Linked DNA regions of Homo sapiens: region 2 is linked to region 1. A link is a loop called in an ENCODE intact Hi-C map of the cell type or tissue named here. Cell type or tissue: body of pancreas. All regions are shown on one strand. Links, peaks and the distances in the headings refer to the core of each region. The heading gives the core; the rest is flanking DNA. Region 1 overlaps LOC105377861 (a long non-coding RNA gene). Region 2 overlaps LOC105377862 (a long non-coding RNA gene).

Region 1 (16,796 bases), core at 3,905-11,904:
CTGCCATGATTGTAGGCTTCCTGGGGCCTCAGCAGAAGCTGAGCAGATGCTGGTATCATGCTTGTGCAGCCTGCAGAACTATAAGCGAGATAAACCTCTTTTCACTATAAACTACCCTGTCTCGGGTGTTTCTTTGCAGCAAGGCAAATGGCGGAATGCATCTCCTTTTCTGGAGGCAATTGGTCTTCAGTTGATATATTCAATAATATATTCAATAGCAGCATGATCTTAATAGGTTTTTAGCAAGACATCCAGGTCATTTATCTTTGAGATAAAGAACAACAACAAAAAAGTATTTCTTTTTTCATCTTGATCTGTCTAAAATTCAGCCATTTCTCCACTCACTATATCTATTGAGGTTTCCAAGACCATTTCAAACTTGATGATTCACTAGAAGAGCTTACAGGAATCAGAAGCTCTTATACTCATGGTCATGATTTATTACAGGAAAACAATACAGGTTAAAATCAGCAAAGAAAAAACCTCAGGGGGAGAAGTCCAGAAGAGAAGGCACAAGCTTTCAGGTACCCTTCTCAGTGGAGTTGTACAGGATGGACTTAATTTTCCTAGCAATAATGTACGACATCACATGCAAAGTGTTGTCAACTAGGGAAGCTCATCAAAATCCTGGTGTTCAGGTTTTTTATGGGGGTTCAGTCACGTAGTGTGCAGCACCTATGTGACTGACCTCAGCTACTCAACTTCAGCCCCTAGTGCAAAAACAAGTGTTTACCATAAATCACATTGGTAACATAAACTCTTTGGTCGAACTGTTATAGTGTGACCCAAGGTCTTAGGCATACAAAAACACTTAGGCAGAGCATTCCAAGGACTCAGAGTTCAATTGTCTAGAGTCCATGAATGGCTACTCCCGAAAACAGGTCTTTCTTGAGAATATAAGGATTTGTGAACCTGAAGCCTGCTTTTCTGCACACCGTGGGTGTATAGATTAGGACTACTGACTTGAGAGTGTCTGTGTTCAGTAAGAAACACCAGTAGAAGAAAAATAGCATCAGACAGGAATTATAGGGTAGAGATCAAGAGCTCTGGCTTTGATTAGACAGAGGAACTATGCTACACTTTCATGACTGATTATTGGGAGGTCACTTAACTTCTCTGTTGCTATTTTCTTTTTTTAATTTGTGGAATTGGGCTATTTGGAATATCTACAACAAAGATTTATTATGAAGAATTAAATAACTTAAATTATGTAAAATATTTACCACAGTAAGTGTTCAATACATCTTAACAAAAGACCAAATGACCACGGACACCAACTGCTAACTGTGTGGTCTCTTGCCCCTAGAATGTTTAATCTTTTCCACAGCAAACTCCACCATGCAACAGCTCAATGCCATCTGGAAATTGATATATTACAAATTAGCACAGAATAGGCTGTTGTGCTACTGTTTCTTGTGTTTGTAAGAACAGGGTTTGGGAAAGACCAGTTTCACAGGTTGTGTTATATGGGAAGTGGACTCTAGGAGGCATTAGCATGCAGAAATTATATTAGGGAATGCTCCTCAGACCCTCAACTGTGAAAGGCAAGGGAAGGGAAGAAAAGGGAGGAAAAGAAGTCTGATTGAGAACAGGGAAAAGCTGAGATGTGAAGTAATCTCAGGGGAGTTCTTAGCCAATTCTACCACAGCTCTGAAGTTGGCATGGCCCTACAGACTTTGAGTGAAGAGAGCGGAACTTTATAATCCTGTGTCAATACAATGATTAAATTTTGTCCACCCTAGAAGTAGACACTGCCCTGGGTGAGGCAGCTCTCTTTTGCTGAACCATCACTGCTGGTGGCTGACAGTTAGGGGCAAGGGCAGTTTTATAGGCATGCAACCTGTGCAGACTCCCTGGGCCTCATGCTCACGAGGGCCCAGCATTTGGTTAATGCTCTGCTGCCACCACATTAAAATTCTTAACAATATTTTAACAAAAGGTCTCACAACTTAATTTTGTATTGGGTCCAAAAAATTATGTAGTTGGTCCTCGCTAAGGGCTGTTAGCAGCACTCTTAGTAGCTGGGATCTATTAAAGAAAAACAAATATTTAATGATACTTGTTAAATAACAATAACGAAGACTTTATTCATGACCATTGCAATAGGTATAAAGACCACTGTAGTGGGGTCTTGCAAGGAGAGAGAGATTGGACTCAACTCTGAATACAGCATAGGCAAGTGGGAATTTATGGGTAAGGATCAGGGTGGGAGTCAGTAGATGAAAAATTACTAAGAGGAAACATGGGTCGGGGGTGCAATTGTGACTTGAAGTCAATCCAGGGTAATCAGACATCACCTGTGGGTTGGTGGAGGATAAGGATCCTGATCACATATCAGGGGTCACCAAATATTGGCGATGAGGGATTCTTGCTAAACTGACTTAGCAGAGTTCTTTGCTAAAACTGGATTTTATAAGGAAGTGCACAGATGGGCCTAGGGGAAGTTTCAGAAGCCCAACTAAAGTTTGGACAAGCAAATAATCTTTGTCAGATTATATGTCTATATTTCTGAAGGGGAATTTGGGTGGTACATCACAGTACCAACTACTTCTGGTATATTCATGGTGATAGTCACTTCTAATAAGAAATTGAGTAATTTAAAATGAGCAAATAGGATACATTAACTGATTAAAAAGAAAAGCTTTGGCTAGGTGTGGTAGCTCATGCCTGTAATCCCAGCACTTTAGGAGACTGAGGAAGGAGGATCACTTGAAGCTAGGAGTTCAAGACCAGCCTAGGCAGCAAAGCAAGACCCTGTCTCTAGAAAAACAAAATTTTTAAATAAAAAATTTAGCCAGACATGGTGACATATACCTGTAGTCCCAGCTACTTGGAAGGCTTAAGTAGCAGAATATTTTGAACACAGGAGTTTGAGGCTGCACTGAGTGAGTGCACCACTGCATTCCAGCCTGTGTGACAGAGAATCTGTTTCCAGAAACAAACAGCCAAAACCAAAACAAACAAAACAAAGAAGGAAATAAAGAAAAGTTTTAATTCCATATCTATAAATGAGGAGTTCTGTTCTATTCTCTGCCTTCCTGAAATATAAATTCTGATATTTTAAATTATCATACATCTATTTGAGTTACTGTTTGGAGCTTAGAACTTAAGTAGACAACAACAATAATGAGGAGTTTTATACATCCTGAAGTCTCTGTTAGAAAGATTAGGGCCTTGTGCCAGTCAATTGTTTGGCTTAGGGTCAACACAAGGAGAAAGCAGGGTGGAGAAGAGAAGCAGACATTTGCTTTTCTGGGTAGTTTTCTGGGTACCTGATTTTCTGGGTAGTCAACTTGCTGGGAATTATTTTACATTGTTCAATATGGGAAGAGTACATACACTAAGAAAAGCAAAATAATAATAATAATAATAATAATAATAATAATCTTTCTTTCTCCTTATCATCTAAAGACACTTTTCCTAGATTCTCGACTTTGAATTGAATTTGACTTTTGATATATCTTCTCTTTTCCTATGAGTAATTTTTTGGAAAATGCTGTAAATTTAAGATAGTAAGATCTTCAGGAGAAAAGAAATGTGTAACAGGACAAAATAAGGTTCCCAAGATATCTTCTCAGTAAATACATATTCAATAACTTGCTATATGGAAAATTTGCCAAAATAAATATTTTGAGCAAATCTATGTTACTACTGAATTCTTTGCCAGTTGTTTAATCTCTTGTTTTGAGAAAGGAGCTTGACACAGGTGTTTATAATAATAAAATGCCAGTCTTCATTCAGACTAAATCCTTTATTCAACGTCTATCTCAGATATATCTAATCTTTTTGAGGTTCAGGCAAATTTTCTTTCATTTTTGAGACAAGACAGCATCTCCCTGTGTCACCCAGGCTGGAGTGCAGTGGCACAAACATGGCTGACTGCAGCCTCGACCTCTTTGGCTCAAGAGATCCTCCTGCCTTAGCCTCCTGAGTCGTTGGGACCACAGATGTGTGCCACCATACCTGGCTAATTTTTTTAAACTTTTTGTAGAGACAGGGTTGCACTATGTTGCTCAGGCTGGTCTAGAACTGCTGGCTCAAGCAGTCCTCCCACTTTGGCCTCCTAAAGTCCTGGGATTGTAGGAACGAACCTCTGTGCCTGGCAAATATTTTTAATACCAATCATAACAAGAGTGTAATACATTGATTACTTTTTAAAAAATGATTTTGATGTTAAAAAATTACTGATTTTGAAAACACACACTAAACAATAGGTACACTTTAGGATGTCCAAAAATTGGCAAGAGAATGATTTACAGCTTAAGTATCATATTTTCCATGAAAACTTCCCTGACAACAAAACCTGTAGATAACTTGTTCTGTGATGTCAGAGAAGAAAGGAAGCAGTAGGGTCAAGCAATGGAATTGATATATAGTTAGGGACAGAAAATGAAATACAAGACAGTGACAGAGACCAGGTGGGAAGGCAGAATGGTGTGATGATTAAAAGTACTAGACCCCTGACTCAGACTGCTGGTTCAAATCCCAGCCTTCCCACTTTGTGAAGTTGACAATTTAGTTAGCCCTCCTTTCCCCCACCATGTCTTAGTTTTCTCATATATAAACAAACATGATACTTACCTCATTGGTTACTATGGGTATTAAATGAATTAATAGGTATAAAGTACTTAGACTAATACCTGACATGTAAGTGTCTTTATTAGCATTTCAAAATTATTAAAAGAAAAGGATCTCTAATATACCAGGCACTTTACATACCTTGATTCATATGATTCTTTCAATAACGGAAATATAAATCGTATTATTTATGCTCTACAGATGAGAAAACTGAGGCTTAGACAGATTATATAATTTATTTACAGACAAGCACATTGTGAGTGACAAAACAAATACCCAAATAGGGTCAACCCAAGTAGGACCATTGCACTTCTTTGCTTCTAACTCTTCAGTGATTCCCTACATGGAGCAAGGAGGTTCAGGTGAGAAAATGCCAAAAATGCAAGTCCCATTACAGCTGGCCTTAAGGGATATAAACAGCTGCTTATATTCAGATTGTGTCTATAGGTTTATTTTTTTGCATTGTGGACTTTGTACACAAATCTTTTCAGTTGTGCAGATTAACTTGAGATAAGTATCAGTCAGGCTTCTTACAGTCAAGCACTGCCTGACTGAAAATAGGGGACCTGTGGCAGGGGGTGAGTGCCCTCAGAATTGCTATGCAGTCTGGCTCAGGCAGGCTTCTTGCAGACTGTTAGCTAGCATGTGCCTGAGGGAGGTTGGGAAGCTTGGCCAAACTAACACCAGAGAGGGTTGCTGACCACTCTCCCTATGCTACCTCCCGCTGGTCAAAATGAATGTGTGTTGGACTGTGTAAACTGAAACTGTGAAAGATGTGTCAGTGATTGGTGGAGTGCATCCTGAAACACCAGCTTTTAACATTTGTCTCATGATTTCTCATAAATAACATTGCATATGAGTATAATGAGCATAATTCTTAGTTTTCCCAGGAGGGTACTGGTTTATGCCTATTGTCCCAGTGTATATTTATCTATAGCACTGGCTTCAATGCACAAAATTGTCCTGATTCCAATGACAAATTCTACATACCTGCTACATATAATGATCATTCTACATATCTGCTATATATAATGATCATTCTACATATCCGTTGTCTATAATATTTTCTGTCTCCCTTTCTAGCTATCTCTTCTTTTGGTCTCGTAAACATGATGAGTCCCTTTCTGTGTATTCATTTATCTGCAAACTATTTTTTTTACTTTTCAATTATTGTTTATTGCCTACTTAAACTTGTTTACACTGCTAAACTGATATGTTTATCTGTGAAAATTATTCGAGCATCTCCAGTTGGAATAGAATGCATTATAATTGTTCCCCCTAAAATTAATGGAAATGTATTTTTCATTTAATAATTTTTCACTTGTCAGCAGTGTTTTCAGGAATGAATTAAATGTGTTAAATTAGGGACAGCTTTATTTCTGGTACCTAGCACACTGTGGGCACTCAAAGAATGAATATTAATTAAATGCTAAATGAATAAATAAATGAATCCACAGGTCCATGTGTATCTTTACAGCAAGAATTCCAGCAGACTTCTGTAGACTTGTTACTGTGTTTTGTATTCATTGTCTTCTCATGTAAACACATTATATTACTCATTGTGGTTGTTACTTTGAATTTCTGATGATTCTCAATGCCCATGTTACACTGTAGTAAGTATTACTTCTCTTCACCAATATCTGATTCTTTTCTACTTCTGGGTACATGTGTGGATCACTATTCTCTATTTTATTGAAGTTAGGCGTGACTACATATCTTCCCTTAAAAGATGAAGTGTGGCTATATAAGCAGAACTGTGGATAAGCATTTATTGATGGTGTTCAACTCTCCACACTGCCTTTCATCTGCTTTCCTTGTTCACAGAAGCACATCGTAATACAGAGGTAAAATAAGATCCAAGCAACTTGGAGCATTAAACCAAAACAAGGAGGAGAGGTGTTCTGGAGAACTGCTTGAAACTGCAGTGGACTTTGCAACAGCAGCAAGTAAAGTGGTGTTCTGGCAGTGAGATTTGAGGATTGCTTGTTAAAGAAGTGTAACCTAACCTGTCTTAACTGATACACACGTGGAATACTGTGGAGATTCAGTTAAACTATTCAAGTGCATTTTATAATTATAGATTGTTTTCACCAATTAGGTCTGAAGACAACATTCCTTAAGAATTTGGACCTATGTTTGTTCACACATATATGTCTTAGCATTGTAACTCTATAAAGCAAGAATCCTGGAGACTTAGAAGGATGCGTACAGGTTGTGTGTCTCATGACTTTCTTCTACGACTGTAAAATTGGGATCTAGAAAGTGAGGAATGCCCTGCTCAATATCACATAGATGGCTAACTGTAGGGACATAAGTAGAGTCTAATGTTCTCATCTATATATTTAGTGTTATCTCGGTTACATTTAACTATATCTCATATTCATGATAATTCTTTCAACCACAAGCCATAGCACTGGAAATTTCCATCAGAATATTCAATATGGATTGAAGCTAAACACTAAACTTAAATGTTTGTTAAAAGTTATACTAGAAGAGGAGACAAGATTAGCACTTAATACTCATTCAAGTTAATAGAACCAGCCAGCAACAGTAATTCATAGAGCTCAAGGAATGAAATAAGAATTAGAGGCATTTGGTAGAGAGAAAGCTTGATAATCATAATGAGGTGCAGAAAATAGAAAGAATTGATCTCCAAGGGAGCCCCCTGGAGAAGTGCCAGCAGCTGAGGACCTTGGGGCCTACAGAGTGCAGTCCACTGGGCAGAAAGTCATGCAGAAATAGGGTCAGGGAGGGGCAGAACATGCAATCAAAAGGCTAAGTATGGTAGTTAATTCCAAGTTTTGATAAAAATTAAATCACTTATTGGTTAAATAAATTCACTATAATTAATTATTACCCATTGGCATTAAATCACATATCTTTTTTGTTGTTGTTATATATTCTCTTAATTGGATTTCCTTTGGGCACATGTATCCCTCTTTCCAAACTGCATTAGGCAATACTTCTATTACAGATGCTTTCAGCAGTTGGCAGGAGGCAAGAGGTAGGATTTCTAAAAGACCTATGATTTCATTCTGTTTTTCTGTAAGCTAAAAAAAACAAAACAAAACAAAACAACAACAACAAAATCCCGCACCTTGCCAACTAGTGTCCTTTTTGACACCAAGTTTAACTAATATTACATATCTGAAAACCACTAACAATTTTTCCCCAGCCTATTTTATATTTAGCCACAAATTCTTCACATATTTCTACTGGGATTAAAGAGTTATCAGCTATTGGGAAATCTTAGCATATAGCTCATTACAACGGAATATATTATTATAAAAATTTAGGAAACTATATTGTTTGTAGAAAATGTACAAAGATACATATTAGCATATATTCCTGCTCCAGCATTAATTCTAAAAACATTTGAGAAATAGAAAAATTTGCTATTTCATTTATGCCCCTGAAGGTGGCACTGATGATACTGAAACTTTATTGGTTTGTGCAATGTACCTGCAAGGGTTAATCTGTGAGATCTGGCCATTTCCTTTGATACCAGGGGGCACTGTCCTATTCTCAGGGTGTGATCTGCAGGAAGGGAGTGGAATTTGTAGAAACCGGTCTGATCTGGATTATCTGTCTCTCCATCTCACCAGCTCCCATAGTTTTAATTAAACTCAGTGTATAGTAATCTCTTATACTTAATAAAGCAGTTATTGCATTTCTTATTTCCTTCTAAACATTTATAAACTTCTATTCCAAGCTCGACTTTAGCATCAAAATGCTTTTGTAGGAATTTTGAGAAGAGACAGCAAAATATAGTGTCAAAGATATGAAAAGGAAGTCAACAGAAAAAAATGGCCCCTTTGACCTGAGCTGTGTGGCATTTTATTTAAACAATAGTGGGTTACTAGGAAATGTGGCCAATATTATATATGCTAGAAAATGACCAGAATAAATCACTGCCTTTCCACAGAAGTGTGGTACTCTGGTGTATTGAAGGGCTTTGTGCTCAGATGAGGTCAACAGGTGAAACTCGGCTTTTAGCATTGCCTTTGTAATTATGTGACCATTACTTTCCCTGACTCTCTATTTTTAGTCATAAAACGGGACTAATAATACCTAAATTAGTGAACATATGTGCAGAACCTAACAAATAGAATGTGTCCTCAATAACTTCTAATTAACCTCCTCATCCAATTCTGCCAATAACCGTTAATATTCCTTGAAATATCTTGCCAAGAACATTCCTATTTGTATGATCAATAATACTTGGAAAATATTAAAAATCTTGAATAAAATAAAGCTTAAAATCCCAGTAAAATTTAGACATTGGAAGGTGAATGTTTCTAAAAGTGCAATCATAACTGTTCAAATATTTCAAAATATAATTAATATAAACTTTAACAACCACAGAGACATTTGCTAAGAAATGAATCTGTAAGTCACCACAGAATGTTGACACTGCTTAGCACAGTCCTTGACACACAATAATTGCTTGTTTAATATGAAGTTTAGTTGCTAAGTAATCACTTATTGTGTTCAGCCCATTCAAGTGAAAAAAACTGATAGAGAAAGTAAGGAACTGACACAAATGTATCCAGCTTATTGGTGTTTGGGCTGAAACTAGCAGTAGATGTTAAGCTTTTTGGTTAGATGTCAACTATGAGCCCACGACTGCTGAGCACTCAATTATAAAAAGGAGAAGGGATTTCTTTCTTTCTCCAAAGTGCTAATGTGTAAAAATAAATATGCATTTTAAAAGTCAATCCTTGCTTAGTGTGCAAGATTTTGGATGGTATGCAAAAGTAGTGGAAAACACAATTAATTTCAGAGTATTAGTATTATGTGGTGAGAGAATACACAAATACTAGAAGATTTTTTAGGTTGGCAGACAGCATAAGCAAATGATGAATTGAGCATGGGTTGAATATGATTGGAGGTCATGCATTAGCTATGGAGAAATGTGAAGCATGCCCACCCCAGTATGTCTGGTTTTCTGTGTTTCTGAGAAAGGAGATCATACTGTTGGCATTGGAGGTACTGAACAGATGGAACAAAACCTCATAGGATCTCCTTTCTTTTCATAAGAAGCAACTATAATGGACAGGAGTGAACTCATATTGGATCTCATTAATAAACCATAGAATGTTGAAGCAACAGAGCCCAAGGATTATAGTACTATAGGGAGCAGTTATTAAGAATGGAGAGGTCTCTATGGTGTCCCACATGGAGTCTTCATAGTCAGCTGAGATGAGTGACTTCTCCAGAGAGTTTCAGTCTGTCACTGCCTTGTGCTTTTTCCCACTCCTACACGGGGCTATGTTTGCTCAGTGAAACCATGTTGTCCCTCTTTTAATCAGTTGTTTGTGAATGACAATGTGGAGTAAAAAGGACTTCTCCAAGCTGAGAGATACAAGGGATAGAAGAATCAACTCAATTTCTGCTTGACTTGATTTCTTTCTTTTTTTTTTAATTTTATTATTATTATACTTTAAGTTTTGGATTTCAAGGAACGGAGTCCACAGGAGAGAGTCAGATTCCTGTTAGAGCAAAACGCAAAAAGAATGTCTACAGAAGTGGTTGACATTAAAGTTTCTCTAATGACTAGGCTTTCACTGATGATTGACCTTGAGTTCATAGATGAATTAGAAAAACTTTCAAGAGACTAGTCATAAAAGAGGACAGACAGAGCCAGATGGAAATATAATCTGCTGGAGATGAAGGATGTCCAGTATTTCTTGGTACAAAAATGATAAGAATGAAGACACAAAAGTTTATCTTAAGTTGAGAGGCTGAAGGAAGTATCTAGAGGGCAGTAGGTCTATTTTGTCTGAACGTGCAGATTCCTTCTTCATTTCTGACATGGAGGCTTTGAGAAAAGCAGAGAAAAAATACAAAATAAATACATGAATTGAAATATTTATCATTTGATGGGTAAAATGCTTTATAAAATCATATATATTTATATATGTATACTAAAGATCATACTGTATATAATTTTCTATTTTACCTTATAACTTCTACTTTATATCATAAATATGCTGGTAATTATTCTTCTCAGCCATAATTTTTAAATGAATGTATGTAGATGTAGAGTAATTTATTTAACCATCCCTTTATTGTTGGAGAGTTAAGTTGTTTCCATAAGTATAGAACACATAAATTTTACCCAAGCCATATATCACTGAAAATACATTTAGAAATGGAGTTGTGAACACTGGGGAAGGTGCCAGTATTTACTGTCAAATTTAAATAAGTATTTTAGATTTAAGACTCTTTAGAGGCAAAAAATTGAAATGAGATCTATAGAAGTCACACTCAGAATGGTTCGAGGTTAGTTATTGCCTTACTCTTTTTGGGAGTCAAATTTACCTTTACATCTAAGAATGGTCATTCCAAAGAAAATGAACCCCAAATTCTGCATAGATAGGTCAGGGTCATAAGTGAAAGAGACACTGTGAATCAGCAGTATTTGGAGTTCAGAGATGCTGACTTCAGAAGTTTTCTGATGGTCTGTGGAATACGTAGGAATTTTAAGTGGAGAATGCATTTACTTTTTATTCCCCCATTCTACCTCCGGGAGCTACAGGGCTTTATTATAGACCATGTAATTGGATCCAGAAAGGAATACATCAGTGATGGTTTTGAGTTATATTAATTCTTTGGGACCCTGGGATACAATTTAATACCCGGAAAAAAAATGAAAATGAGTGGCATGCTTGTCATTAAGATTTTTATGAAAGTCTATCTCCAAGCCTTAACTCCTCAATCATTACTATAGGCTATTTATGAACAGAATGATAAACCCGTGCATTAACATAATTGGGTTTAGGTGGAATTTGTGAAACATTAATAAATTTTATCTAGATTAGACTTATATCCTCTCTATATGGGGGTTTAAATTACTGAATTTGCAGAAAGATCTCATCTCCATATGTTATTAATAAATGACTAGTTCTCAAGCAGGGGCAATTTTGGTCTTCTCCTTTCTAAGAGATATTTGGCAATATTCATGTATTTGTGACATGTTTAGCTGTCACAACTGGTTAAGAGTACTACAGGAATCTAGCAGGCAGAGGCCAGAGCAGCTGATGAACATCCTATAATACACAGGCCTATCCCAACAATAACAAAAATTTGTCCAGTTAAAATGTCAATAATGCTGAGGCTGAGAAGCCAGGCAATAAGCAGTCCTGTGTAATAGCTAGTGCTCTGGAAGGTTCCAATACCATTTTAGCTCATTACATTATTTTAGGAAATCTTAAGCCTTCTCAATAGGTATTGGAATGTCTTGTAAGTTTTAAAATATATTTTGTGCTTTTATATGTATAGATGTCTTAATCTCAGTCATAATTGATATGTGAAAAGTAGGAGGTGAGCTTGCCCCTCCTCAACACCTCACTTACACAACGTATTTTTCTGCTTACACATAATGTATTCCACAGATTGGGAGAAGAAAGGGGTTCTTCCCCCATGCTTTCCAAAACATAGACTTTAACTTTCTTCCTTGAAACAGTGACCATACCTACCAGCAGAGGCTTCTTTATGACTCTAAGAACAGCAGGCAGATTCACAGCTGGAAGCAAAATGCTTTCCTTGGAAAAATCTTTTCTAATAAATTGTGCTTTGTCCCTGACAGGACAGAAAACGGTTAAAGTAGCAGAAACAGCTTGCCCCTGGCTGGTGGGGAAGGAGGAGAGCCTAAATTAACATTCACTTCTCAATCCTGACTCGTTTCTTTTACTTTCTTTCTTCCTCTCATATCCTCAGGCTTTTAATGCCCAGCCTAGGTGGAAATTAATGACAAATCTTGGCCAAAAACTTTCAGGATAAAATTCAGCCTCTCTAGGGACAACCCACAAAGCTTTTCATTATCTAGCCTCTGCTTGTCTCTCCCACTTCTTATCTGTACTGGGTTCCAGGCATAAGCCCTAAAGCAGTGATTCACAAACTCAGGTGGACATTGAAATCAAAATGGGTGGGCATTAATGTAAAACATTTTGGGAACACTGATATGGAGTCTCTGGATCCATATTTTCAATAAACTCCCTAGGCAAATCTGATAAACCTCACTGGAATTCGCAATCCATTGCTTAAGTATGCCAGACCTTCCCATAAGTCTTTTCCTCTGCTTGAGCTCCTCCCTCTGGCTAGACTGTACTTTTAACCTCTGTGTAGTTCTTCCTGAACTTTCCAGGCCAACTTAACCACTCCCACTTCTCTCCCCATAACATATTGCTTATGCAATAAGCATATTGCTTATTGATATGGTTTGACTCTGTGTCCTCACCCACATCTCATCTGGAATTGTAATTCCCACATGTGAAGGGAGAGACCTGTAATCCTCACGTGTGAAGGGAGGGAAGTGATTAGATTATGGGGGCGGTTTCCTCCTTGCTGTTCTCATGATAGTGAGTGAGTTCCTAGGAGATCTGATGGTTTTATAAAGGGTAGTTTTTCCTGTGCTCTCACACACTCTCTCTCTCACCTGCTGCCATGTAAGACGTGCCTGCTTCCCCTTCCACCATGATTGTTAAGTTTCCTAAGGCCTCCCCAGCCATGCGGAACTGTGAGTCAATTAAACCTTGTTTCTTTGTAAATTACTCAGTCTCGGGTATGTCTTTATAGCACTGTGAAAATGGACTAACATGATGTCTATTATTAAAACAAATGGAATAATACATAACAATTCATTGTGCTACATTCTTTTCCTGGGTAGTTTGCAAGCTCCTTAGAGGATAAATATTTCTTAAAATAATCAATACACAAAATACAGTTCACAGCAAACTAGTCATGTTGGTCATCTCAAGCATCACACTGAAATCCTGCGGGTTTCAGTTTCTAGCTGTAGAAAAATTAAGAAAAAAAATATGTATATATATTCTGACCAGGCATGGTGGCTCACACCTCTAATCCCAGGACTTTGGAAGGCTGAGGTGGACAGATCACTTGAGGTCAGAAGATTGAAACCAGCCTGGCCAACATGGTGGTAACCTGTCTCTACTAAAAGTAAAAAATTAGCTGGGTGTTGTGGCAGATGCCTGTAATACCAGCTACTTGGGAGACTGAGGCAGGAGAATTGCTTTAACTCAGGAGGTGGAGGTTGCAGTGAGCCGAGATCGTGCCACTGCATTTCAGCCTGTGTGACAGAGCAAGACTACATCTCAAATATATGTAATATTTCCTAAGAGTAAACTAAGCCTTTAGTTATTTATGAATCACTTTGTTTTTTATTCTTTTCACAGATCAAAGGTGACTATTCACATTAGAATTTACAGAAAGATCTGAATACCTGAGGAAATATATGAGTAATAAATAACATTAAATAATAAATAATAAAATGCCTATGTAAAATGATAGATACACACATATATCAATGACTGGAATGAAATATACCAAGATTGCACAGTGAGATTAATTAAATTTAAGATGGATTTGCATATTGTAAGAACAAATGCAAATTAAAAGTAAGAGGCTTAGTTCTCCCTGTTAAGAATGAGGTAAGAGCTCTCTCCCCTCCTTTTTCTTAGAGCACTTATCTTAGAATATCTTAAATACTTTCTTGTGTCTTTGAAATGTATATAAATCCTTTTGAAGACTGGATAGGACTTTTGTCACCTCTATGACCTAGGGACATCTTTCTCAAGAACATGGGAGGGATTTCTTTGAAATGCAAACATCAAGGGAGATAGCACCTCTATCTCTCAGTTTCTGTGGTTAAGGTAGGAGCCTAACTTCAGCTGGAGGATTGCGAAACTACCTCCTCTCATATAGAGATGAGGAATTTGTTTTTCCTCTGGATACAGCTAATTAGCTAACACAGATGGTCACCTCAATGATCAGGTAAAGTGAGGATGGATTATGTGTGACAAATGTTCTTGTCAAGGACTAGTCATTGTTTATCTTGAAAACATGTATGTAATAGGTTGTATCTGCTTGTCTACATGAAAGGTTGAGATTTCTGTCTTTGCAATCTCTTAGTGGATTGATGGTGATGTACGTCACAGTCTGGCTTAGTGCTTGTCAATAATAAAACTTTCTGTTTTTGTTTTCCACTACTACTTTTAAGGAGAGGATTTCTGGGTTGGAAAAAGGCTTTGTTTTTAATTATATTTCCCAACAATATTTCTGTTTAATTCATACGTGTTATGTAATGAACTGCTCATTTAAATTTAAATCAAGAAATTTTCTTAAAATATTTTTGCTGCATGCCAAGAACAGCCTTTTGTTCTTGAACTTTTGAATTAAAAGATATCAAGAGAAAGAAAGTATGGCAGGCCAGGGGAAGGAAGGACAATAGGAAGAAGGTGGACAGTCAAATATTTATTTAATATAATTTGAATGCTAAGTATGTGTGATGTGCGGTGTGAAAATGTGGGAATAACAATAGAAATCCTGGTGCCTCTGCAGCTCAGAAAATAATACCCCCAAATGAAGGCCTCAGCAGCAGCCACAGAAGCAAAAGTTTTTCCCTGACCTTCTCTTGCCCTCCTGCCCCTCAGTCTATTCTCCCCGAAGGCTAACCATAGAAACTAGAATTCCTTTTCCCCAAGGATTTTCGTAGAAACCAGAATCCCTTTTCCCCAAAACCAGCCATAAAACCTAAAAATATTACTTTAACTTTCCTTCTGATTTTCTGTGTGAAAACTGGCCATAAAGAAATTATCTGACCTAGTTGTTTGACTGTAGGTTCTGAGACCCCCATTCCAGAAAGGGTCCCGCACCACCCCCAGAGGGAAGAAATGACGCTCAAAGAGGCCAAGAAGAATCTAGACAGACTGGCCTTGCTGGGCTTCCAGACTCCGTCTATTTGTATGAGATTATGCCCTTTTTGTTTAATCATATTTTTACACAACTGTCATATTTTTACACAACTGTTTTTTTTGAACCTAAGCATAAAAATAGACAATTTCTCTTGTATCTTTGGGTCACCATTCTGAAAGGTCCCTTGCATAGATGTTAAACAAAATTGTTACATTTTCACCAATTAATACGCCTTTTATGAGTTTGTTATTTTTTTCAGCAGAACTTCAGAGAGCCATCTTGGCCCCTACAGTGCCCAACTCAATCCAGAAGCCCATGGTGACGTTAGTTTATATGCACAATGTTGTACAACTGTCACATCTATTTTCAAAATATTTACATCATTCAAACAGAAACTCAGCATCCATTAAGCAATAATTTTCTATTCTCTCTCTCTCTAGCCTCTCTTAACCTCTAATTTTTATGTCTCTGTGAATTAGGTGCTTATAGATAATTTCATGTTAGTGAAATCAAACTACATGTGTTGTTTTCATTGTCTGGCTTATTTCACTTAGCATAATGTTATCAAGGTTTATCCATGTTGTAGCATGTATCAGAATTTCATTCTTTTTATTGCTGAATAACAGTCCATTGACTGTATTTATCATTTTTATTTTTGCTGGAATCTTGCTCTGTCACCCAGTCTAGAGTACAGTGGCTTGATCTCGGCTCACTGCAACCTCTGCCTCCCAGGTTCAAGTGATTCTCCTGCCTCAGCCTCCCGAGTAGCTGGGACTACAGGTGCCTGCCATCATGCCTGGCTAACTTCTGTATTTTTAGTAGAGATGGAGTTTCACCATATTGTCCAGGTTGGTCTCAAGCTCCTGACCTTGTGATCTTCCCGCCTTGGCCTCCCAAAGTGCTGGGATTACAGGTGTCAGCCACCGCACCCTGCCACTCACATTTTCTTTATCCATTTATTTGTTGATGGACATGAGTTATTTCCAACTTTTGGCTATGTAAATAATGCTACAGTGAACATTTGTGTACAAGTATCTGATTAGTCCCTGTTTATAATTCTTTTGGGTATACACCTAGGAGTGCAATTACTGGTCGTATGGTAATTCTATGTTTAATTTTTTGAGTGACCACTAAACTGTTTTCCACAGCAGCTGCATCATTATACTGTCAGCTACATATGAAGGCTTCAGTTTCCCCAAATCCCTGCCATTACTTGTCATTATTCATCATTTTTATTGTAGTCATCCGAGTAGGTGTGAAATGATACCTCATTGTGGTTTGGATTCTCATTTCCCTAATGACTAATGATGTTGAAAATATTTTCATCTGCTTATTGGCCATTTGTTGATGTTCCTTGAAGAAATGTCTGTTTAAGTACTTTGCCAATTTTTAAATTGAGTTGTTTATATGTTGTTAAGATGTAGGCATCTCTACATATTCTACATGCAAACTCCTTATCAGATCTATGTTTGGCAACCTGAGCAATGTTTTAAGGGAAAGAG
Region 2 (8,940 bases), core at 1-8,000, 190 kb after region 1:
CTGAATCGTCTGGGTATAAAAAGTGATTTTTTTAAACAAGAGGTGCTATTTGTTCATTTTCAGTTTTATTTACAGAAATGTTAACAATTCCTGAATATGAAATGTTGCAAAACAATTTTGCCGATTCATTTCTGACTTAATTGAAATTCTCTTTTTAATTATCTTTATAACGTAAACCTATATATGTTCAGTGTAGAGGATTTGCTTTGTTTTTGTTTTTGTTCTTCATAGGAAATATAAGAAAGAAAAATGCCTTTTGTCATGCAGATATATGGAATTAAGTATAATTACAGAATATTCCAATTGAAGTGAATATACTAACATTATTATGAAATATTCAGCATTGTCTTAGGGTTCTAGCATAAATTTATTTCTTATATCTTTAAGATGAGTTTCCCATTCTTGTCATATCATAAAGAGAATGCTACTAAAGGAATCTAGAATAAATATGATATTTCTCGAAAACATTATTTTATGAGTTTTCTATTCTTACAGTTTCATTTCACGTTAGAATAAAATGGAAATTTATCAAATAAGACTGTCATAAAGGTTCATTTGATACCCAAAATGATATAACACAGTAAAGGGGAAAATATACATTTGATTATTGATGCTAGTATTTTGGATTGTTCCCTGGTTTATACAGACAGCAGTTGTCTTTTATATTATCTTTATTTTAAAATGCCCCATAGGAAATATTGAAGTTGAATCATGAATAATTATATATTTTAAGCATGCAATGTCTAATTTCAAGTCAATTTGAGAGGATAAAAAGTTTAAATCATATAAGTAGGTTAAAATAAATGTTATTCTCGATTTTAAACCACTGAGGATTTAAATAATGCAACTTCCAAGGCCTAAAGAAAGGAATGACTTCCTGGCTACCTTTCTAAATTCACATATTTGTTATACATTTAAGGTAAAAGGTAAGAAAGAGATTTCTGTGCAATTCCTACTTTAAAAAAAAACAACTATTTCTACATAATGCCTCTCAATTATTTATTTACATACTCATTCAACAAAGAATTAACAAACACCTATTATGTGCCAGGCGCTCTGCCAGGCACTGCAGACCTTCCCATGAGCAAGACACACTTTTTTTCCTCATGAGCTTCTTTTCTGGCTAGGGAGATTGGCATTAAACAATCCTCATTTCATTGTGATTGTGATAACGCCATGGAAGAGAATCTAAAGAGTGCTACATAAATGTAAATTAGGCAGACTCGACCTTGTTTGAAGAGACCTTTGAGCTGGAATTAATGAAGGTGAGAGGTGAAGAAGCAATAGTCTTGATGTGGGGATGAACATGATAAATATGAAGAACCAAACAAAGCCAATGTGGCTGAGGTCAGAGTCCACATGGGGAGGATGGCATGAAAATGCATTTGTTTTGCTAATCTAAGTCTTAACTTAGTTCCACTCTGGGTCGGCTCTGCACAAGGTCCTAGAAATAGACTGATTATTAACATAGTCCATGGCAGAAATATGTCAAAACATAAATCATTTTTAAGACAGCAATAACTTCTATTTCTGGCAGTTTGGTGGAATAGATATATTCAGTTACCCTCTTGTGTGAAACAATTAAAATATTGAGCTGACCTGGCACAACAAAATAAGAAAAACTCAAAATTGAAAAAAGATATCAGATTGACAACCTCGGAAGATAAATTAGTCTTTCATTTTGATGGCTTCATGGAGTAAAGACATAAATAAAGACTAGGATGCTGGCATGATTCGGGGTTGGGGATCTAAAAACAAACTCCTGCATAGGTGCTAGCAGGCTATACCCTCAGTGTAAGATGATGTAACCCCTGCCAAGTGGAGAAATAGAGCCTGATATGGCTTTGAGTTGTGCTGAGGAGATCTATATTGAGCATCAATAACACTGAATATCTTTCAAGAGCTGTGTTCTGAATTCACACACCCAGAGTAGACTGATCAGCCTCAAGCTAATAATTTAATTGCAAATTGTTCTGAATCAGAGGTTGCTCCAGAGACTGACTGAAGAAAGCCCAGAGTCTTTCTGAGGAATTCAACTTCAACTCACATCTCAACAAATTCTCATAAACAAGGTTGAAAGAAAAATGCTTCATTTATAGTCAAAAATCACAAAACAGGCTGGGCGCCGTGGCTCACACTTGTAATCCCAGCACTTTGGGAGGCCGAGACGGGTGGATCACCTGAGGTCAGGAGTTCAAGACCAGCCTGACCAACATGGAGAAACCCCGTCTCTACTAAAAATGTAAAATTAGCCAGGCGTGGTGGTGCATACCTGTAATCCCAGCTACTAGGGAGCTTGAGACAGGAGGCGGAGGTTGCGGTGAGCTGAGATCATGCCATTGCACTCCAGCCTGGGCAAAAAGAGCGAAACTCCACCTCAAAAAAAAAAAAAAGAAAATCACAAAACAAGTTCCTAAGAGTGAGATCCAGCAGAAACAACACAGGGCTGAAACAGACCCACAGAGACTTCAGATATTAGAATTACCAGACAAGAAATATAAAATTATTATGCTAAATATTCTTAGAGAACTAAAAAGAATGAAAATGTTACCAGAGAACAAGGGACCACAGAAAGAAACAAAAATGACCAATCAGATTTGAGAAAGGAACAACACAACACTACTAGAAATGATGTATATGGTAATTGAAATTAAAAACCGCATGGACAAATTAAACCAGTAAATAGACCCAACTAAAGGAGGGAGGAGAGGCAGGCCAAAGTGTTGCTACACAGTTTGACATAGGTGTATCTGTCTCTCTCCATCTTTACATGTTTGTCTCTCTTGCCCTTGACCTAGTCTTGCATGGTTCTATCCTGTCTGGCATTGGCTTTTCCTTGGGCCGAGGAAGCTGCTTTTGCACTCAGGCTGAGTTGTTGAAGTAGGGATGGTTCTGCCACAGTTCTGCTCTGCTTTGAGGTGCATGGGTGAGTGCTACCAGTCTCTGGTTACCATCAAGAACGTGAGCCGTTGTTGTCCCTGGGTGACAACTGAGTAGCAGAACTAAACGAGTCCTGTGGAGAGCTGCCCTCCTCTCCTGCTTAAGTAAGAGGAGAATTTTCACCCTATATAACCTGACAGGAATTTTTCCTCACAGGGTTTTGAACAGACAGATCCATGACCCATGGGACAGAGAACTGTGACTGACTGCTGACTCACTGTGATGTTTTTATGTACACAGTGGCCCAAATGCATTTCATGCTCTATTCTGTGCTGAGCTATTTTGAAAATCTGAATAAATAGGGCCTCTGTGGGAGATTTTAGGATCCTAGAAAATAGCATTTTGAATTATTACCTGCTTTTATAATGTTCATGAGTTAATGTTTCCCAAAGGATCTAAATGTTTCTCAATACGTATTTTCTGCCAAGTTGGAAACTGTTCTTGCATTGTTGTATTTTCTTTGGCCAGAAAGATTCTGGAGGCAATTTGAAACCAATGCTTATATCCAGAGACCAGACTAAGACCACCAAGTATTTAAGAAACCTGACTTTAACCAGCAAATGCCCATTTAATCCCTTGAAGATCGTATGGGATTTTTTTCAATTAATTTCTAAGCTAATTTACTAATAATGCTATAATAAAGCCAGCCCATATCCAAAAAGGGGAGAATAATTTGTCAATTTTTTTATTCATGCTCTGTGTGTAGTTTAACTGACCGGTACAATTATAAGTTGCTTATTTTTCAATGTGGATTTTTTTAATATGTAGAATTATTGATAGGCTTGTTTCAAGAGAGCCTAGGCACATGCGATTCTAATCATGAGGGTCTATGCTTGCCTGACTATGGATATGTTTGAAGGTCAAAATGCAGTTAAGCATAAGAAATATCATTAAGTGTTGGTCAATACAAAGCTTAAATCAGGTACTAGCAGTGACTCAAAGAAACACTCCAGCCTTAAATTGCTCAAATAACTGACAATCTAATAATAGAAATATTTAAAATACATGTGATTAGTTGTAGGTTTTAAAATATCATTTTAAGATTTTCTTCATGTATTCAACTTTGTTATATTTAGTTCATCTTTCCATTCTTCTCCTTTCACCATGGGTCCATTGAATATCTGACCACTTCCAGATATTAGCAAGATCACATAAGCAGAAGGTGAGGCAGAATCTCATGTTATTAGGCCAGGAAGAAGTGCATGTGTCTTTACGTTATCTTGTGTTAGGTGCTTTGCCACCCGCCCTCATCCCCAGCCTCCTGAAGGAACCCATGGGAGACCTGCTTATAGGGAATGCAGTCCTTGAAGAGGGGCCAACTGGCAGCTTGTTCACGGAAACAGATAATCTATTCAAGCAGCAAAAATCTTGATTGATCTACTTGCCCTTCATTACACCCTTACACCATCTGCCTCTGCCAAGAGATCAAAGAGTCATGAAAAAAGAAGGAGTTGGAGTGTAAAGTTGTCCTAAGTATTGGGGAGCCTGCTTTCTAAAAGAAGGAATAAGCCTGTTAGACCCACTTGTAGAAGACAAGGAGAGCCAAAGAGGAGTTATAAACAGGGAGACCTGAATTTAAATATAAAAAATTAGACATTTCCCATGATAGAAGCTTTCTATTTAGCCCGCCTAGAAATTAAGTAAACCACATTTGCCTAGAGGTATTGAACTAGGATCTGAGTTATCATATGATAGGAATACTACAGAAGGCATCTTAATACTAGGTAGAAGATGGAACTGGATAAACTTCTAATTTATTAGGTAGAAGATGGGACTGATAAAGTTCTAAATTTAAAGTTCTACGATATTATTTTTTAAAAATAATATTTTTATCTGCCATTATCAAAGTCAAAAACAAAAGACAAGGAAGAAAATAAAAAATGTCCATAAAAATCACATCCCTTAAAAAACAGTATTGTTACAATTGCTGTGTATCATTCTACACTTTTCCCCCTGTGCATTTCACTGATGTAGAAACTCCACATACAAAAACTCATTTCAATAAAAATGGATTTTTATGACATTAAGCTTAATTTTTTACTTAAAATATAATATATGTCTTTCTTGATCAACAAATGAGCTCCACATCAAATAATTTAAATAATGCATAGAATTTCATGTGGTGAAACAAACTATTTATTTGCTGTTTTTAAACTTTGTTTTCTATCTGCATTTTCCTGCAGTTTACAAATAACTATAGGATCAACATTTTTTACAAGAAAATAATCTTGCACATTTTTGTAAGTTGTAAGTGGTTTAATTTGTTTTCCCCAAATCATAAAACATAATTTCATAATTTGGTCCTTATCGAGTAAAATGAAATTCTTTTTTAATGACTAAGGGACACACATGAAGGCAAATAGTACCAACCCATTTCGGGTTGGCAGATGCTATAAAAGGGAAGACTATTTTCTTTACCTTCTAATTAATTGCCTGTGAGTTAGATATTTTTCAGAACCCCATGTTACCTTGTATTTAATACCACCACTATCCCTTTTAGCTAAATGTACTGAAAAGAGAAGAAGATGCAGTGTCTAGGAATTTAGTATTATTCTCAAATGGCATTGAATCTAAAATGGAAAGCTTTTTTTTGAACAGATATATTACATTTCTGTCCCCTTCACTAAATCCTGGCCAATCTGGAGGATGTGTAACAGGAAAGTATATATGTAGCACAAGGAAAAAATCAATAAACTGGGGACTTGGAATTGATTTTACTTTGCTACATTTCTAGGAAAAAGCCAGATCATTGGCAATAGTCCTGAAAGAGAGTGTCTTAGCTCCTTTGTGTTGCTGCAAAGGAATGCCTGAGGCTGGGTAATTTATAAGGAAAAGAGGTTTATTTGGCTCATGATTCTGAAGGCTGTGCAAGAAGCATAGTGCCAGCATCTGTTTCTGGTGAGGGTGTCAGGCTGCTTCCACTCATGAAGCCAGTGCATGCACAGACCACATAGCAAAAAAGAAAGCCAAGAAGGAGAGAAGGGAGGTGACACACTGTTTTTAATAAATAGCTCTCGCAAGAACTAAGAGAGTGAGAACTCATTCATTACCATTAGGATGGCACCAACCCATTCATAAGGGATCCACCCCCATGACGAAAACACCTCCCATTGGGCCCCACCTCTAACACTAGCGATCCAATTACAACATGAGATTTGGGAGAGTCAAACAAACTAAACTATAGCAGAGGGACTTTACATTAAAATATGTATCCTACTAAAATTATATAATATTTGCAATATTCTTAATTCTTGTAAAATAATTCAATGTAAAGGCTTGAAGCAATTTACAAAATCTAAATTCATTCAATGTTTGCTTTGTAAGGATGAACTGAAGAGATATTTGTTATGCTGTTTTTTTTATGCTGCTGTATTTTTTCTAAAATTCTCTCTAGAATACAGCATACTGTTTTTTAAGGATCTTTCCTAGTTTTTCTGTTTTAGTTTTAATTATGTCTTTTATCTATATCTGTATGTTACTTCCCTAAACTGTACCATTCCCTTTTATTCCTTTCAAAAACTGCTTTTTATCTTTCTATAGTCAAAGAATATGATTTTACTTCACAGTTTGATATATTTCCTCTGGCCATTTTTAATAACCTGGTGAAATAATACCTCTTTATAATTAGGACATAAATAATTTATTTATTTAAACATTCTGATAAAAATAGACCTACAGGTAGGTACCAGGTGGACTAAGCAAAATGTTGATAATAAAGACCCAAGAGTGCTTATTTTGGTGACCATAGGCAAGTTTTATACTTTTCAAATGTCAAAGGTGTTAATTAATTTTACTCTTTCCAAGATAGAAAATAATGCTTACGGAAGGTTCATTGCTTGTTACAAATTAATGCTACATAGGAATTAATACCAGGAAAAATGAATACACATAAGGGAAAGAAAAGCTTGATTAACTACACAGATGGATATGTGGAGCACAGAGATGAAATGAGGGTTTAGGAGTTACCACTGCACTAAGAGTTGCCCTTTCCCCTTATGCTTACAACGTTAGCACAGACAAAGCCTTCTCTTGAATTATTTTACCTTAGCAAATTACTACTTTCAATTGTATATGCAAAGCTTGCTTATTGCTTTCTGTTCTGTCTGCACATCTTTGCATTCTGTTCTTGTTCTGTCCCGCAGGATTAGTAGCCAGGTTATTCTTTCAGTCAAATCATGACCCTAGTGTAGGTTTGTTACCATCATGTTAAACAGCCTTCATGTCACGGTATGAAAAATTCTTGATCCAAACTTTGCTTTTCACTCATGCTAGTTGTCATATGAAAAATACCTTCAGCTGCAAATAAGAAAAAAACCTGTAACAGTAGCTTAAACAAATAATGAGTTTGTTGATTTCCACTATTTTCACCATGCATGCTCTTCTTTCACAGGATTGTTGCTTCATAGTCCCAAATGGCTGCTACAGTTTTGGACATCACATCTACATTTTAATCACTAGCCCTTAGATAATTACCCACTATCTTCGTAGAACTCACCTCATTTCATTATTTTTAGTTCTAAATAGCCATTTATTTCATATCATTTATTTCATGCCATTATTTCTGTCATTATGCCAGACTTTGCCCTTCTTCTCAGATTAAAATCATTTCTACATAAACAGGCATAAAAATGTCTGACAACTTTATAACATTTTGTCGTTTATACTTTCTAAATGCTAGACATCATAATTCTAAAGATAGTGCTATTAGTTGATTTTTATTTTTACATAGATACACCTACAGCTTTTTCAAAGTACTGAAATAGTAAAACAGAAAGGATCCCAAAGTAATTATTTCTTCAAGCATGAAGATACAGTTAGGCATCTTAACTGATGTAAGTCTGTGTACATATACATTTTTAGGCATCACTGTTATTACAGTGCTAATTTCTAGGAGGACAAGTTCTTTTCATATTTAACACTTTATCTTCAGCAACTAAAACCTCCTGGCATATTGTAAGTCTTATAAAAATGAATAAATGTATCATTTTTCATTTATGCTTTGCATGATCATTTTTTGCATATTTTATTTGTTTGGTTTACGAATTTATGTATTACATAGTTCAAAGGGCCATTTATTTTTACTTCTGAAGTCCTGATATTCATTAATAGACTTATTTCCTAAAGGGATATCTAACCACTGTGGACAAAAAACATTAAATTTCAAGGTTTTCCTGACTTTGAAACATTATGTCTATACATTTGATATATGAAGGCAAACCTAGTCCCTGTTATTTGGTGGGCACAGCCCACGGATACTGAATTTACCATCATGTATTGAAAATTATTTGAGTTAACAAACAAATTTACAAGAAAAAAACAAACAACCCCATCAAAAAGTGGGCGAAGGACATGAACAGACACTTCTCAAAAGAAGACATTTATGCAGCCAAAAAACACATGAAAAAATGCTCATCATCACTGGCCATCAGAGAAATGCAAATCAAAACCACAATGAGATACCATCTCACACCAGTTAGAATGGCAATCATTAAAAAGTCAGGAAACAACAGGTGCTGGAGAGGATGTGGAGAAATAGGGACACTTTTACACTGTTGGTGGGACTGTAAACTAGTTCAACCATTGTGGAAGTCAGTGTGGCGATTCCTCAGGGATCTAGAACTTGAAATACCATTTGATCCAGCCATCCCATTACTGGGTATATACCCAAAGGACTATAAATCATGCTGCTATAAAGACACATGCACACGTATGTTTATTGCGGCACTATTCACAATAGCAAAGACTTGGAACCAACCCAAATGTCCAACAATGATAGACTGGATTAAGAAAATGTGGCACATATACACCATGGAATACTATGCAGCCATAAAAAATGATGAGTTCATGTCCTTTGTAGGGACATGGATGAAATTGGAAATCATCATTCTCAGTAAACTATCGCAAGAACAAAAAGCCAAACACTGCATATTCTCACTCATAGGTGGGAATTGAACAATGAGAACACATGGACACAGGAAAGGGAACATCACACTCTGGGGA

What was found. Peaks named below come from ENCODE experiments on the same cell type or tissue, not always from the same donor. Only the 100,000 strongest peaks of a DNase experiment are listed, where the experiment ranks them.
Region 2: it touches region 1 in a loop (2.4-fold over the local background); 17 of 110 quality-filtered maps call a loop at or near these places.

The regions. Positions count from the first base shown.
Region 1 is chr6:76,689,738-76,706,533 of GRCh38, forward strand. It overlaps LOC105377861 (a long non-coding RNA gene), which reads right to left. Exons shown (of 4, transcript XR_942697.3): 4 at 4,629-10,399. Among named protein-coding and RNA genes, the nearest start is that of LINC02540, 100 kb to the left of the region's middle. RefSeq lists an enhancer at 13,758-14,587. In body of pancreas, for the core only: a CTCF peak has its summit at 8,008 (motif pointing right); no DNase peak of the experiment used is centred there.
Region 2 is chr6:76,882,854-76,891,793 of GRCh38, forward strand. The region is part of intron 2 of LOC105377862 (a long non-coding RNA gene); the gene reads left to right. Among named protein-coding and RNA genes, the nearest start is that of LINC02540, 290 kb to the left of the region's middle. In body of pancreas, for the core only: no CTCF peak of the experiment used is centred there; a DNase peak (open chromatin) is centred at 4,238.